Regions from separate parts of the Homo sapiens genome. Here region 1 is linked to region 2. A link is an interaction called in ENCODE POLR2A ChIA-PET data of the cell type or tissue named here. Cell type or tissue: GM12878. All regions are shown on one strand. Each heading gives the region's core, and the rest is flanking DNA. Links, peaks and the distances in the headings are about the cores only.

Evidence for each region. Peaks named below come from ENCODE experiments on the same cell type or tissue, not always from the same donor. Only the 100,000 strongest peaks of a DNase experiment are listed, where the experiment ranks them.
Region 1: POLR2A ChIA-PET joins it to region 2 with 5 read pairs; 4 of 35 experiments call an interaction of 5 or more read pairs at or near these places.

Annotation. Positions count from the first base shown.
Region 1 is chr16:16,984,428-16,992,760 of GRCh38, forward strand. No RefSeq gene overlaps it. Among named protein-coding and RNA genes, the nearest start is that of XYLT1, 480 kb to the right of the region's middle. In GM12878, for the core only: no CTCF peak of the experiment used is centred there; a DNase peak (open chromatin) is centred at 4,741.
Region 2 is chr16:17,072,222-17,080,554 of GRCh38, forward strand. No RefSeq gene overlaps it. Among named protein-coding and RNA genes, the nearest start is that of XYLT1, 390 kb to the right of the region's middle. In GM12878, for the core only: a CTCF peak has its summit at 4,230; a DNase peak (open chromatin) is centred at 4,282.

The sequences.
Region 1 (8,333 bases), core at 3,215-5,714, 88 kb before region 2:
GCGCCTGTAATCCCAGCTACTTGGGAGCTGAGGCAGGAGAATCGCCTGAATCCCGGAGGTGGAGGTTGCAGTGAGCCAAGATGGCGCCACTGTACTCCAGCCTGGGCAACAGAGGGAGACTCTGTCTCCAAAAAAAAAAAAAAAAAAAAAAACCTGCCAACCAGTGTGAGGAATACTAACTCTGTTGTTCAGATGAAGATCTTGAGGCTCAAACATTATGGTAACTTGTTTAATATCACCCAGTGAGTGACAGAACTGGGGTGTGAAGCCAGATTTCTGACTCTATTTCTCAACCAGGATGCTCTACTGGGGGTGGCGGTGGGGAGAGAAGAAAACCATAGCAGACGATTCACCTGCTGAATGGCTGTAATTCCCATGTGAGGAGATATGAATAGTGTGAAATCCAACAAGGAGACCCTTGTTATAAGGATGCAGGTACAGGGCGCCCTCCCCTTCTAAGCTTCCTGGCTAGATCTCTTGCTTTTTCTCTCATGCATTCACACTTAGATATACACACAGCATATCTTTGAGCATACAATTTCACTTAGCTGACCTATTTTATTTTAAAGAGGAAATGAGCTAATGCCCTAGATTTCAGAGAAGACTGACATATCCCCGTTTATCTTTCTGCTCACTGCTGTTATTCTAAATCCCAAACCTAAGTCGACAGGTTTTCTTAATAGGCTAGGGTAAAGGAAACCTGGGGGCTTCTCTCTGCCTTCCCCTCTCCTTCCCCATCCTAGCCTCAACATTTACTCATTATCCATTTGCTGCCAAACAGAGCTCAAAAAAGGGAGATCTGCTAATTATTTCATTTGATAAACACATGGATTGAGTGCCTAATAATAGCTAATACTTTTTGTGCTTTAACCATAAGCTAGGCCTTTGCACATATAATGCATTTCATTCTTACAATGGCCCTATGAGATGAGACCATTATCATCCCTTTAGAGAGGCCAGACAATGAAATCTCAGGTTAAGCAACTTTCCCAAGGTCCCTCAACTTTAGCAGAATTAGGGCTTCACTACATTGTGCAAAATAATGATTTGGAAACAGTTTCATGCCATGGGAGATAATATACAGATAAATAAGGCTCAACTCCTTGTGTCAAAGATGCTGAAAGCATGGTTATGGCTAAAGATGGGGAAACAAGCAAACATAAGCTTGAACAAAGGACAAGGGTGGACTAGCAGGTTGGGGGAGGAGTAAGAAAAAGGGCTGAATCTGGGCTGCATAGGAAACTAACCAGCTTCGAGACCCTAACTTGTATAGTGGGTTTCAGTGTTGAAGGGCCAGTGAGTTTGAGGCAGAAATAGGCAGGACAGAGGGGCCTGCAGACTGATTGTATACAATCTGCTGCTGCAGTATTCACAATACCAAAGGCAGGAATCAACCCAGGTGCCCATCAATGGTAGACTGGATAAAGAAAATGTGGTACATATACATCATGGAATACTATGCAGCCATGAAAAAGAACAAAATCATATTCTTTGCAGCAACATAAATACAGCTGGAGGCCATTCTCCTGAATGAAATAACACAAACGGAAAACACAAAATACTGCATGTTCTGACTTATAAGTGGGAGCTAAATCTTGGGTACCCACAGAAATAAAAATGAGAATAGACACTGGTGACTCCAAAAGGAGGAAAAGAGGGGGGCAAAGGCTGAGAAACTTATTAGGTACTATGTTCACTATCTGGGTGATGGGATTAATAGAGGCCCAAACCTCAGCCTTGCACAATATACCCATGTAACAAACTTGTACGTGTACCCCCTGAATCTAAAATCAAAATAATAAAAACTGCTACAGTTTGAAATGGGCCAGCTCCAAGTCTCACCCTGGGTGCTATATTTTCTTCAATATAATGAAGTGCTGCCTGTACCCATGTGCAAAGGAGAAGTAAAGGGCAACAGCTCTTTGTCTTAGCCCAGAAACCTCAGGATATAAGCCCTGGGAGGAGACAGTCTTTAGTAAGAAGACCCTCACAGAGGTCTGATGAGCTACTTCAAATTATACCTGGCCTGTGCTTGCTTTTGAGGTTTGAATAAGAGTTAATTGGCTGGGTGTGGTGCCTCACACCTGTAATCCTAGCACTTTGGGAGGCTGAGGGGGGCAGATCACCTGAGGTCAGAAGTTCAAGACCAGCCTGGCCAACTTGGTGAAACCCTGTCTCTACTAAAAATACAAAAATTAGCTGGGTGTGGTGGTGGGTTTCTGTAATCCCAGCTACTCAAGAGGCTGAGGCACAAGAATCGCTTGAACCTGGGAGGTGGAGATTACAGTGAGCCAAGATCCCACCACTGCACTCCAGCCTGGAGGACAAAGCTAGACTCCGTCTCAAAAAAGTTAAGTCAAAAGGGAAAGTTGCATCAGGCAGAAGAAACAGATTAACTCCATGCCCCATTATTTCCCCTATGTCAGGGATGGAGGGAATAGTACCTTTCTCTTCTTGTCTTCCTATACCTATCTGCCTTCTCTTACCCTCTCTACCTATTCCTTTCTTCACTGCTTTTGGAGGGAATGGAATGCCAGCTAGGTTTGTTTGAGACATTGTTTACCAGTGGGTGGCGATGCTACTGAAAAACTGGGGGTTTGGTCTGGGTCCTGTTGCTCACCACACAGAAAGCCCATCACTGAGATGACCAGTATTGCTAAGGACGAAAGCTTTGATCCAGTGCCAAGGAGATGGGAACTCATTCTCAAACCCATCTCCCTGACCAATGAAAACTAAGGGGTTTATATAGCAGGGAAGAAATGTAACAATGTGTGAAAAAGCAGTTATAGTGAGGGGCAAGGAAGCAATCTCATGAATGAGGGATCCCACATTTTGCTGTCTGAATGTGGTGATCTGGTGAGTTTCAGTTCTTTAATAGTTTTTTAAAAAGAGGCCTGAAGGTCTTTTCCTGAGGAAGAAACTCAGATAAAAGAAATGTAAGAGTGGGGCCTGGTGGCTCATGCCAGTAATCTCAGCACTTTGGGAGGCCAAGGTGGGTGGATCACCTGAGGTCAGGAGTTTGATACCAGCCTGGCCAACATGGCAAATCCCACCTCTCGCTTGAACCTGGGAGGCAGAGGTTGCAGTGAGCTGAGATTGCGCCACCGCACTCCAGCCTGGGTGACAGAGTGAGACCCTGTCTCAGAAAACAACAAATGTAAGTTTCAAGCTTTAAGAACAGAAGGATCAATTTCTGTGTTTATCCAAAAAAAACTAGTTGACTATTGGGTCAGTTTCAGTGATGTTCATAAAAAGCTCAGACCTAACCCTTTTCATTCCCCTCCCTCTCTGGTTTTTCTCCTACACCATCTGGCCAGCTCCCAAACTAAGGTCCTTATTGTACCCTGGCCACGAAAAGCCTGAGCGTGAAGATCATTGAGTGTGAGGGCATCTTGCAGCCGCATAGAAGGTAGTGGGGATCCAAGTGCAGGATTTGGGCTGAGGTGGGGCCTCCAGACCCTTGCAGTAAGCTCCAACTGAGCCATGTCAGAGCTCTGCACTGGGGTCACCAGGTCAAGCTGTTGATAAAATGGTGCTTTGATGTTTTCCTGCAAACCTTCCATATCCAGTCCCCTTGGGAACATTCAGGGTGGCCAGGATGACTGTTGACAGCACATGAAAACTTTCCCTTGATTTTTATTTTATTTTTTATTTTATTTTAAGACAGAGTCTCTTGCTCTGTCACCAAGGCTGGAGTGCAATGGTGCGATCTCGGCTCACTGCAACCTCCACCTCCTGGATTCAAGTGATTCTCCTGCCTCAGCCTCCTGAGTAGCTGGGATTAGAGGCACCTGCCACCATGCCTAGCTTATATATATATATATATATATATATATACACGTGTGTGTGTATATATATATATATATACACACACACACACACGTATATATATGTGTACATATATATATATATACACGTGTATATATATATATATATATATATATATATTTTTTAGTAGATATAGGGTTTCAGCATGTTGGTCAGGCTGGTCTTGAACTCCTGACCTCAGGTGATCCACCCACCTCAGCCTCCCAGAGTGCTGGGATTACAGGTGCCAGCCACCATGCCTAGTTACGTTCCCTTGATTTTTAACTTTCAGCATCTTCCCATCCTTGTATCTTTTCTTAATCTTCTGGGTCATTCTCTCTTCCTCATTATCCATCAAGATTCAGCTCATCTGCTGTTCTTTTTCCAATTCCCTCTATGAAAAAAAAAATGAGAAATCCCCTCCTCTTGCCTGTAAGCTCTAATGGCACTGTTGTAGCTTTTTGTTTCTGTCATTGCCTTGACTGGTTTGTGAGCTTCCTGAGAAAAGATTTTGTGTATCTGATTCATCTGGGGGTGTCCAGTGCTTAGTGAATTGCCTGTCATTAAATAATTCATTCATTAAACAAAAAATGTAAGGGGTGCCTCTATGTGCCAGATGCTATGTTAGAGTCTGGGATACATTAATAAGTTCCCTGTCCCAAGAAACTTGGAGTCTAGTGTGGGAGAGAGGCATCAGTAAAATAATCACACAAATACATTTAAACTGACACCTGAGGTACATAAGCCTTTGAAAGCACATGGGAGGGGACTAGAGCTTGTTGGAAAGGTCAGTGAAGCCTCAGGAGGAAGTAATGTTAGAGCTGAGATCTGCAGGGAGAGTGGCCCTAACCAGGTGAACATTCCAGGTAGAAGAAACATGGTGTAAAGCCCCGGGCTGGAGATGAGTACAGCATGCTAGGGGAAGTGAGAGAAAGCTCACTGTAGCCAAAGCAAAAGGGGCTAGAGTCAAAGAGAGACAAGGAAGTAGTGCTTCTGTGTCTCAGAAGCTCAGAATTGATGAGCCGTGGCTAAAAGATGGGTCTTCATCCCACAATTGTGTGCTCGGCACAACATAAGGGGCTCCCTGAATCTCCTCAGATTCCTGAATGCTGGAGGCTTTGGTCTTCCACACAGATAAACTGGCCCCTTTCTGCCCTCATGGCATGTGCATTAATGATGTGGGTGTGGATCAGTGTTTTTACAAGTTGGATCACCCGGACCACCCTGGGATGCAGCGGAAGATGTGACAGAGAAAAGTCGATCATGAGGGCGTCTTTGTGTAGCCTGTTCCAGGAGAGAAGGAAATACAATCCAGAACTGGAATGTCTTTCAATTTCCATAAGCAAATGGAAAGGATCTTAATTGAGCCAGGATATCTTCAGTGCTGTGCCTGTTTTCATGATGCTGTTCTCTTTCCTGGATCTCTGCCCATGAGTGTAGGGTGTTCTGTCTGGCAGAGAAAGCATCTCATACAAGGAGCCCTCATACAAGCTACATAAAATCTCAGTGGTCTCAGAGCTTTAGAGTAAAATGGGAGAGGAAGATAGACATTAAAGTAATGATATCCAAATAATTATTTAAAATTGCATTTGGCATAAACACTATTACTTATTTTTTGAGAGATGGAGTCTCGCTCTGTCACCCAGGCTGGAATGCAGTAGCATGATCTAGGCTCACTGCAACCTCTGCCTGCAGGGTTCAAGTGATTCTCCTACCTCAGCCTCCTGAGTAGCTGGGATTACAGGCACCCACCATCACGCCTGGCTAATTTCTGTATTTTTAGTAGAAACGAGGTTTCATTATGTTGGCCAGGCTGGTCTTGAACTCCTGACCTCAAGTGATCCACCCACCTCGGCCTCCCAAAATGCTGGGATTACAGGCGTGAGCCACTGTGCCTGGCCATGTTTGGCATAAATATTATAAGAAAGAAGTACAGGGCACTGAGACATATAGCCCAGTCTGGTCTCGGTGTCTGGGTAGAGTGATGCCATTTTCTGCAACAGGAAACCCAGAAGGATGACCAGGTTTGGAGCACAGGATCAGATCCCTGCCCATGAGCACTGGGTTTTCTGTCTGGCAGAGAAGGGAACCCATACAGGGGGCCCTCTCTTTGGGGCAAACTGCCCCTACCTCCCATCTAGATATTTTATGAAGAGCTCTAGTTACTGCTTCCAATCTAATATCACCTCTGCAAGAAGAGGTTGAGAAAGAGGGAGGAACCAAGGATGACTTCCTTGTTTAGGGCCAAGTGACTAGGTGGATGTTAATGGCATAAACACAAGAAGAGGTTTAGGGGAGAAACCAATAAGCTCAATTTTTGTCTTGATTTGTTTGAGGAGCTGAAGAACATCCAGTTGGATACCCAAAAGGTAGCTGGAGATCGGAGCCTGGGCTTGAGAAAGTTGGGTGCTTGAAGACTCAGAAATGTTTGAGCAACTTTGTCTAGGAAACCTTTCTCTTCTTGGAAACAGCCAATTTCCCATCTTTAAAATCTCCCTGGAAGATAGGTAGAAATACCTAGTACCAGCCGGGTACAGTGGCTCCCAGCTATAATCCCAGCACTTTGGAAGGCTGAGGCAGGTGAATCACCTGAAGTCAGGAGTTCAAGACCAGCCTGGCCAATATGGCAAAACCCCGTCTCTACTAAAAATAGAAAAATTAGCCAGGTGTGGTGGCGGGCGCCTGTAGTGCCAGCTAGTTGGGAGGCTGAGGCAGGAGAATCACTTGGCGGAGGTTGCAGTGAGCCAAGATGGCACCACTGCACTCCAGCCTGGGCCACAGAGTGACTCTGTCTCAAAAAAAAAAAAAAAAAAAAAAATTCCTAGAATACAGCCCACAGCTCCAAATTACATTTTTAGGCAGTTTTCACACCATCCTAAAGAAAAAGTCAGGCAGCCTAGACAAAGGTATTCCTAGCTGCCCACACAATCCTTCTTTACCTTCTTCTGCTATGTCATCAAGCCAAGCAGCACAATTATTTTTCTTTCATATCATCATGGATTTCAATTTTTGTAACTTCTTTAAAATTTCTAATAGAGCTCTTTCATGTATCCATTCATTCATTCAATGCTGTGTGCCAGTCATTGAAGAAAACTACACAAAATCTCAGTGGCCTTAGAGCTTAGAGTCAAGTGGAAGAGGCAGACAGACATTAAACTAATGATATCCAAATAATTATTTTAAATTGGCATTGTCATAAATATTATAGGAAAGAAGTACAGGGCACTGGGGGATGTAGCCCAGCTTGGTCTCAGGTCTTGGATAGAGAATGATCAGTTTGCTGGGATGGGAAATTCAGGAGGAAGACCAGGTTTGGGTGTAGAGGGGCTTTAAAACGGTAAATAAGACTCAAACACTAGCCGGGCACAGTGGCTCACACCTGTAATCCCAGCACTTTGGAAGGCCGAGGCAGGCAGATCATTTGAGGTCAGCAGTTCAAGACTAGCCTGGCCAACATAGCAAAACCCCACCTGTACTAAAAATACAAAAAATTAGCCAGTTGTGGTGGTGCACGCCTAGAATCCCAGCTACTCTGGAGGTTGAGGCAAATCAAACACCTGTGGAACTCACTATGTGCACTGGGCACCATTCTAAGCAGGTTTCAACCATCCGCTCATATAATCCTTACAGCGATCTTATGAAGGAGGGACCAGCATTATCCTTATTTTACAGATGGAGGCGCCAAAGGGGCTAACATGTTTTTCCAAGTCTCCACAATTAACAAGAGACAGAGCCAGGATATCAAATCCAGACAGACTGCCAGAATCCACCCTCTCTACCACTGTACATGATACAGGCTCTCTCTGGGGGACTTACCTAGATGTGTTCATTTGAAGATTCTGGTGACAATTGGATAAACACTTTCCTTATCATTTTAAACCGTTTGAGCTGGGATTTCTGTTATTTGCTGGCAACAGATACAAATGTGAACGGACGTCTGAAGTTGTAAAATTCAAGAGAGAAGGCTGGGCTGGGTTCAATCTAAGGAAAACCTTCACGTTTTACCTCCGGCAATGCATTCTGGGCTATCCTCTTCTCAGTAGTCTTTCATCTTGAAAAGGTTTCCTTGAACTGTAGCCTCTTCTGAAGGACAAAGACATTTAGGGCATGATTTTTTTACAAATTAAATCGAGACTGGGTTCAGTGGTTCACACTTGTGGTCCTAGCACTTTGGGAGGCTGAGATTGAAGGATCCCTTGAGGCCAGGAGTTCGAGACTAGCCTGGGCAGCATAATGAGACCCTGTCTGTACAAAAAATTAAAAATTAGGTGCGGTGGCTCACGCCTGTGATCCCTATTACTTAGGAGGCTAAGGTAGGAGGATCACTTGAGCCCAGGAGTTCACAGCTGCATTGGGCCAGGGTTGAGCCACTGCACTCCAGACTTGGCAACAGAGAGACCCTGTCTTAAATAAAATCCAAAAAAAAGCAACTGCCTACTATGGCGGTAATACCATCCATTCACAGAGTCCTGTCTTCATCTTCCCATCCATACACAGATATGTACTTTTTGTTTTTTTTTTTTTTT
Region 2 (8,333 bases), core at 3,339-5,838:
GATATATTTATTAAAGTCACTGCCATCACCATCATGAGTTGGTCAGTGCTGCATAACAAACACCCACACAATCTTAGTGGCATGCAGTGAATAAGCATCTACTTTGCTGCAGGATAGGATGACTCTGTGATTATTCTGGGACTCAGGCTGAAGGGAAAGTGCTTCTCACGGTGATGATGTTAGTCACTAGAGGGTATGCCCAACCACATAAGTGCATTTCAAATCTATCCCATGTCATATCTGCTAATATCCCATTGGCCAAAGCAAGTCACGAAGTTGAGCCCAAAGTCAAGAATTGGGAAAGCATACCCTCCCTTTTGTTGAAGTAATTGCAAATTTTTATAGTAAGGGTGTGAACACAAAGAGAGGTAAAGAATTGGGGCCCCAGAATCATTCTAGTTCAGTAACTGTCTATCATCATCATCATCAACTTCATGATCTCTGTGAACCAAGCTTCTCTTTACCTTTGTCTGTGTTTAAATAATGAGTGATCTCTTTATAAAGTTCTTCAAAGAGGACAGTCATTCGATTGAAGCAAAATAATAATTATTATTGAGCACATACTATGTCCCAGGCACTGCACTGGGGCTACATCAGTGAACAAAACATCCCATCTCAAAATAACTTACTGGGAACCCTAAAGCCCTGTGCTAGACATTGAGAAGCCCGCAAGAAATTCTAACACATGCCAAAACCATTCTGAATATTTCACAGAAGATGTCTGTGCATCAAAATCACCTGAGGAACTTGTTAAACACCAAGACTTTCAGAACTTGCCACCAACAACTCTAGGTCATAGGGTTAACTCTCAACCTATCCCATTGAAAACCTTGCCCCAAACTACAGTTGAGTTGTAGGAAAAGAAAGTTACAGGAAATAAACTACACGTACACCCTCTTCTTTGGCTACTCCTTGGGCAACAGGCCTTGATTAAAGTTTCCAGTAAATCTCTTCCAGTCCCCAGCCCCCATTCCAACAGTGTTAGTGAAACCAGGAAGTTGGAGCCACATGTGATGAGGAAAGACACAGGTCCCCTCTTCCTGTCCCTCTAGGGAACCTCGGAGAGATGTGGGGCTCCAGTCATATTCTGGTTGGGAGTTGGAGACAATTTCGTTGAATTCTAAATTACCAGACTCTTTAGTGAGCGTCAGGATCATCATGATGACTCTAGAAGGGAGGTGTTACGAATTCTATTTTGGCAGTCAAAAATGCAAACACTGAGAGAAGGATCTCACTGTGATCACATAGCTAATGACTGAGTCCAAATCAGAGTCCAGGTGTTCTAAATTCTTAGGTTTCTATCCTAATAGCAGCACTGCCCATGAGCTCGGTGAGCTGGGGCTTATTACTTAATTTGACCCCAGTTTCCACATTTTTTAAAACGGGGAGTGGTGCACATAGTTATCAGTAATTTCCAGAGTTACATATATGCAAAGTGCTCAGCAGTGTACCTGGCACATGTAATAAATTTAACCAACAAACCCCAGTGGTAGCAGCATTTACCTGTGATTTTGTTATCAACAGATAACAAAAAGTAATTATCTCTTTACAGTTGCTAGAGACATCTCAAAATAGTATTAATGCTCATCACTTCTTCAAATTCACACTAATTTCAGACACACCATTAGTTCTTGTTATTTAGTAAATTAATGAGGGAGCACACTTGGCAAGAAACGAAACAAGGAGTCTTCTGGGGGGATGGAAAGATTTCCCATTTCTTTAGAAGTGTGAGTTACAGAACCATATCCATTTGTCAAAATTGTTCAGTTCAGAACTGCAGACTCGCATGTAAATTTTCCCTACGTTGAAGACAATGAAAAAAGGGCAAATGATGTTTTCTGCAAGTTTCAGGAATCTATAAATAAATTGCAAGGCCATGTTTAAACACTTTTTTTAGAGCACTTTATAGTTGTTCAATCATCAACAGTATTGATATGCCAATTTCAATGCTTTTTTCCATCATAATCTGTTTATTATAGCAGATCTTCTAAAGGTTTCTTAACAGTTACTGCACTAGAACACTAGGGCAAATTTGTATTGTAAATGTAAATTTTGCATATATTGGAGATTTCAACATCTTAAAGAATGGTAGGATATTGATGATCGTGGAAGGTGGGAAATGGGTGCATGGGTTCATTATACTATTCTATTTATTCTTTTTATGTTGGATGTTTTCCATGATGAATTTTTAAAGATATTTTTAATGATAAATTTTTAAAAGAACCTCATATATTAGTTTATCACAACTTAAAAATATTGTGATAACTGTAGTTCAATATAATTGGTTTTTTTCTGAGTTACTATGCATTTTACTTTATGCATAGTAAAAACCCACTTTTTCTGAGATGAGATCCCTAGGCTTCACCAGACAACTGAAGATTTCCTTGACACTAAAATATTTAAGATCTCTTCTCCCTTTTCATGCTTTCCCTGAGCATGAGTTTTCAGCTTGCTTCAGAATCACAGTCTTACACATTTGCAGAGAGCTTTACAGTTTACAAAGTCTTTTCCCCCATCTTCACGCGTCATCTGCCTAGCTGTGGGGACTTGCAGATGGTACCTAGGACTAAAGATCAAGTTTCCAAAAGTTGTTCCTTTGGAAAATGAGGGATTTACCAGAAATGCTGATAATCCCAGTATCTGAACCTAATAAGCAATCTGTGAGATTAATTAGATAAGAGGTGGTCAGTTTTACTTTGAGAATGATCTGAAAAATAGGCATTTTTAAAATTAACAAAAACAATTTCTTTGCATGTGCTGAAGATCTACGTTTGTAAACCTCAAAATCTTGAAAACACCTCACTTGTTCAGAAACAAATCAAGATTAAGGAAAATTTTGAATTATGAAATATATTGAATTATGAAATACGTTATTTCTTTTAGGTCCAACCAGACATTCTAACTAAGCTAACAGAATGTTGCCCTAGAGGTCTAGTGTAGTAACTTTTTTTTTTTTTTTTTTTTTTTTTTTGAGACGGAGTCTCGCTGTGTCGCCCAGGCTGGAGTGCAGTGGTGCGATCTCAGCTCACTGCAAGCTCTGCCTCCCGGGTTCATGCCATTCTCCTGCCTCAGCCTCCCAAGTAGCTGGGGCTACAGGCCCCCGCCACCATGCCTGGCTAATTTTTTGTATTTTTAGTAGAGATGGGATTTCACCGTGTTAGCCAGCCAGTACAGTCTCGATCTCCTGACTCATGATCCACCCGCCTCGGCCTCCCAAAGTGTTGGGATTACAGGTGTGAGCCACTGCGCCCAGCCTAGAGCAGTAACTATTAAGAAACCTTTAAGCCAGGTGCAGTGGCTCACGCTTGTAATCCCAGCACTTAGGGAGGCCAAAGTGGGTGGATCACTTGAGGTCAGCAGTTCGAGACCAGCCGGGCCAATGTGGTGAAACCCATCTCTACTAAAAATACAAAAATTGGTTGGGTGTTATGGCCCATTCCTGTAGCCCCAGCTACTTGGGAGGCTGAGGCAGAGGAATCTCTTGAACCTGGGAGGTGGAGGTTGCAGTGAGCCGAGATCGCGCCATTGCACTCCAGCCTGGGCAACAGAGTGAGACTCCATCTCAAAAACAAACAAACAAACAAAAACAAAAACCTTTTTTTAACCTGCTATAATGAACAGATCATGATAGAAAAAAAAGCGTTGAAATTGGCACGTCAATGCTGTTGACAATTGAACAACTATAAAGTGCTCTAAAAAAGTTTGTTTAAACAATCTCTTGCAATTTATTTATATATTCCCGAAAGTTGCAGAAAACATTATTTGCCCATTTTTCACAGTCTTGTTTGATATGTGTCCCTAGCATTTAGTGAAACAGCTAGTACAGGTATATGCTCCATAAATATTGACTACATTCACGAATGAATGGAAATTTTTGGAAAGGCAAATCCCAATTCTGGAATAGCTCAGATGGTTCATAGAGTCAGAATCTGTGAGTTTTCCCCGATTTATAGGCAGCTCTGCAGAGGGGTGGGGCAGATCTGGAATAAACAGAAAAGCAGCAGATGAAAAGGCCATTCTTGTTGCAATGACGCATTGGCACCATGCGATTATTTGTTTTCTCTAATACAATGTGAAAAGTGCTAATGGGATTAGCCTTTTGTGATGAATGCTAATATGATATGAAAACAAATGCTAATATGCAATGTGAAATTGCTAACAAAGGAGAAAATTGCTAATAAAATTCAATGGACCTCAATGACAAATGCTTCATACATCTCCCTCATCTGGCCAGGGCTGTCTCATAGCACAGAAATGAAAGTGAACTGGGGAGAAATGCTAGCCTACGCGTTGCTTGGTGAGATGTGGATTTCAGTCACTTCCTCTGAAATGACCTCTGTGTGGGTGGGGACAGGAGAGAAGGTACACGTTGGACACACACAAACATACACACACACACACACGAGCTCCAAGGGCTGAAGGCTCCAGCTAGAAGGTATCCGTACGGAAGCTACAACATGCCCCATTTCTGTTTTTGTATTAGGCCTTTGAACTTTTCCAGAATGCTCTCCTATCTTTTGCACTGATTGGCCTTACTGTAACCTGTGCAATTGGTTGGGCAGACACTTAGATTCTCAATCCCCCAAATGGAAAAGCAGCCACAGAGAGAATGGACTTGCTTATGGCCACTAAAATAGCAGTGCCAGAACTAGATTCCACGTCTTGGGTCCTTCCCTTCCCTGCCCAACTTGCCATTTCATCCTCTCCCTCCGTCTCCTCCCCTCCATTTTCCTTACTCATCTCCTTCCTCTCCATCACTCCCTTTCTTCTCTTTCTCTTCCCTTCCCCCTTTACCTTCTCCACCCCCCATCATCCACCTCTTTCCTCTCCCTCTTCTCTTTTTTCTACTTCTCCTCTGTCTCTTTGCCATATCCTTCTCCATCTTCTCTTTCTCCAAAACTGTTGGTTCTTGTCATTATTGTCCAAGGGTCATTGGTATACCAGCAAAAGCTAGTGATTGTGAAAAAGGACTTTGGTTGGGGAGCAGCCCACTTTGGAGTGAAAGTTAGAGTAAGAACCTGGCTCAGCTACTCACAAATTCTCTGAAGATGCATAACTTCTCTGAGCCTTGGTTTTCCCATCCGCAAAATGGGTTTTTTCAAAGGGTGGGTGTGAATGGTTAATATGACAATGTGAACTAAAATTGTGACTATTCAGAAGTGGTCATGTGTGCGGGAGAATACTGGGAGGGAATATTGAAAAGCTAGAAATAGGTTATTAGGGTGATTTTTTTTTCTTCAACAATGTCCTTTATTAATGTTTCGTGATATTTTTATGATTTTCAACACTTTCAGGCACAATGTCTTCTTTTCCTTTTGATATTTATTAAATGGTTTATTTTAAATTATTGTGGCTGGGCGCGGTGGCTCACACCTGTAAATCCCAGCACTTTAGGAGGCTGAGGCGGGTGGATCATGAGGTCAGGAGTTCAAGACTAGTCTGGCCAACGTGGTGAAACCCCGTCTCTACTAAAAGTACAAAAAAATTAGCTGGTTGCAGTGGCAGGCACCTGTAATCCCAATTACTTGGGAGGCTGAGGCGAGAGAATCACTTGAACTTGGGGGAAGGAGGTTGCAGTGAGCCGAGATGGTGCCACTGCACTCCAGCCTGGGTGACAGAGTGAGACTCCATCTCAAAAAAAAAATAAATAAAATAAAATAAATTATTGTGGATCATAATTGAACATATTTATGTGGTGCATATGATATTTTGATACAGGTAAATTAATATTTTGTGACATCTCTTTAGTATCCTGAAATAAAATTCATAGATTATATAACTCACAGACACACATAATTTCATAAAAATTTAATGCTCTAATGGTATTATAAAGGAGGTGGAAGGAAAGTAATTTATATAAAATAAGTATTTTAGTATGCAAATACTTGGCCATGAACATAGAAGACATGCTGAGGTAGGTAGATGCTTGTACCTATATTGGGAATCACCATAAATGGGAGAGCCACAGAAGCCCACTGATGCGGATGTGTTTTATTGATAACTATAGTACCATATGTGGCTTTGCCAGCAGTGGTGTTGTTTTCTGAATTGATGCGCAACAGCTCGTCAGGTTCTGAATAACAAAGTGAAATTTACAATTGAATCCCAGACCTAGAAGTTTCGTTGTAAATTAAGACCGTGAAAAATAACTTTGTGTTTATGGGAAAAATTGAGTTTATAAGTAGGTTTTTCATCTACCTGAGTGTCCAGAATGGCATTTGAAAGTTAACTAGGATATGGGGCAATTCTGCATGGGCTGAGGTTGTCCTCTCTACCACACGGACCTGACCCTCTAAATGCCTGTAGTGACCCCCTCCTACCATTTTGGCAACAAAAAGCAACCTCATACATTTCTAAAACGCCTCCTGGGGAGGTAGGATCTTCCCTGCTGAGACCACAGCTATATTTAAATAATAATAATAATAATAATAATAATAATAATAATAATAATAATAAAGCAACCAAAGAGAAAACCATCCTCTGCTTTGGGCAGTCTTTGACAAGCTCTCGGCTTTTTTCTCTCCCGCCTCCCTCTCTCTCGTTGAGGCTAAAAGTAAATGAGAATGGTGGCACTGATCCCACATCTAGAAAATTGAAAAAGAATTCATTTTTTTTTAATCATCAAACCTGACAGATTAGGCATGTCTCTCCTGTCACATTTCTGTCTGTCCTCAGAGTTGTTGAACGGAATCTTTCCACGGATCCATGTTATTGCTAATAGGATTTGTCTCAGAGTAAGCATTCAGCCTCCCCTTGTTTCCTGAGACCACAGTGGACACTTTCCTCTTCTCCCTAAGCCCAACCTTCATTGTATTTCAGCTAATAAAATAATTTCCTGCCAGATGGTGGGGGAAAACATAGCCCCTGGGAGAAATGATGTTGCTGTCATGAAAGATTGGACTGGTCATGATGCATTTGGATTAAAGCCAGCCTTTCCGAAGGTGAGATTGGCAGTTGGGTTTGCAACAGGCAGTCCCATCTGGGCAAAGTAGACACTCCAGGACATCAGATCTCGCCGGTGGCAAGTGGGATTTATTTCATGCAATGGGTCCATGTAAGTCTTTTCCCACATCAGTGTTGTGTCTGCTTCAGAGTTGGGGGGATTTTCGTAGGACTTGGAATTTCAAAGGGAAAACATTTGGCTCAAGTTAGAATTTAAGGTTCTTCGGGAAAAAAAATTTCTATTCAGTCCTGTGATCCCAGCCCCAGCCTGGAGGAGGCAGAACCCTTCATTCCAAGCCATTTTCCTGAATTATATTATCTTCTAAGTTTCTTTCAATTCCTTATTTGAGACTTTAGACTAGGTTTCCTGTTCTTTAGAGTCTTGAAGGAAGGTACAGTTAAGGACTATTCCTCTCTCCTCAACTTTCTCCAAAGTATTGTCTTGCAAGAGTTCCCATGATTACTTCTAACCACTTAAATGTTTATTAAAGGCAATCAATCACTTCAAAGCAAAAATCTTAGATCTCAGTGAAATGAGGTTCCTTTTGTTCCCCATGACATTCTGCTCTATTTCCTCTAGGACTCAATGTTACACAAATCCTGCCACTCATCCTTGAACCACAACTTAATCACTCATGCAAAAATTAAGATTCGATCACTTGTGTAGAAATTAAACTGACCTTTTCCTTTACCTGTAAAATAGAGGCAATACTAGCATTTTCCCTTAGGAGAATTGTGAGGATTAAATAAGATTCAGGTGTACAATGCTCATTGCAGTGCCTGGCTAATAACAAGCCCTCAGTAAACTGTCGATCTAGCTTCATGTTAAACCTGTGCAGGAAATCTCATCTTCACTCAACTCTTGGGCTCCAAGCATCCTAGTCCAAAAGTTGCCCCAGCCAAAACTTAGGATTCTTCTCTTTTGCTTATGCTCTGTGCATCTAACTCATTGGTAAGTGCAGTGAGCTCTATCTAAAAAAAAGTCTGAGTCCATTTCTGTTTCCTGATCTCTACCACCACCAACATCCACTTTCCTCCTCCACCTTCCATTATCTTGGCTGTGGCAATTACATCCTAATTGATCTTTCTATTTTGACTCATGGCTTTTTAAAATCCATTTTCTTCATTGCAGCTGAGTCATCTTAATTTTTTTTTAAATTTAAGTTCTGAATGTGCAGGTTTGTTTTTAATTTAAGTGCATTATGTGCAGGTTTGTTACATAGGTATATATGTGCCATGGTGGTTTGCTGCACCTATCAACCCATCATCTAAGTTTTAAGCCCCATATGCATTAGGTATTTGTCTCAATGTTCTCCCTCCCCTTTCCCCCCACCCCCGACAGGCCCTGGTATGTGATGTTCCCCTCCCTGTGTCCATGTGTTCTCATTGTT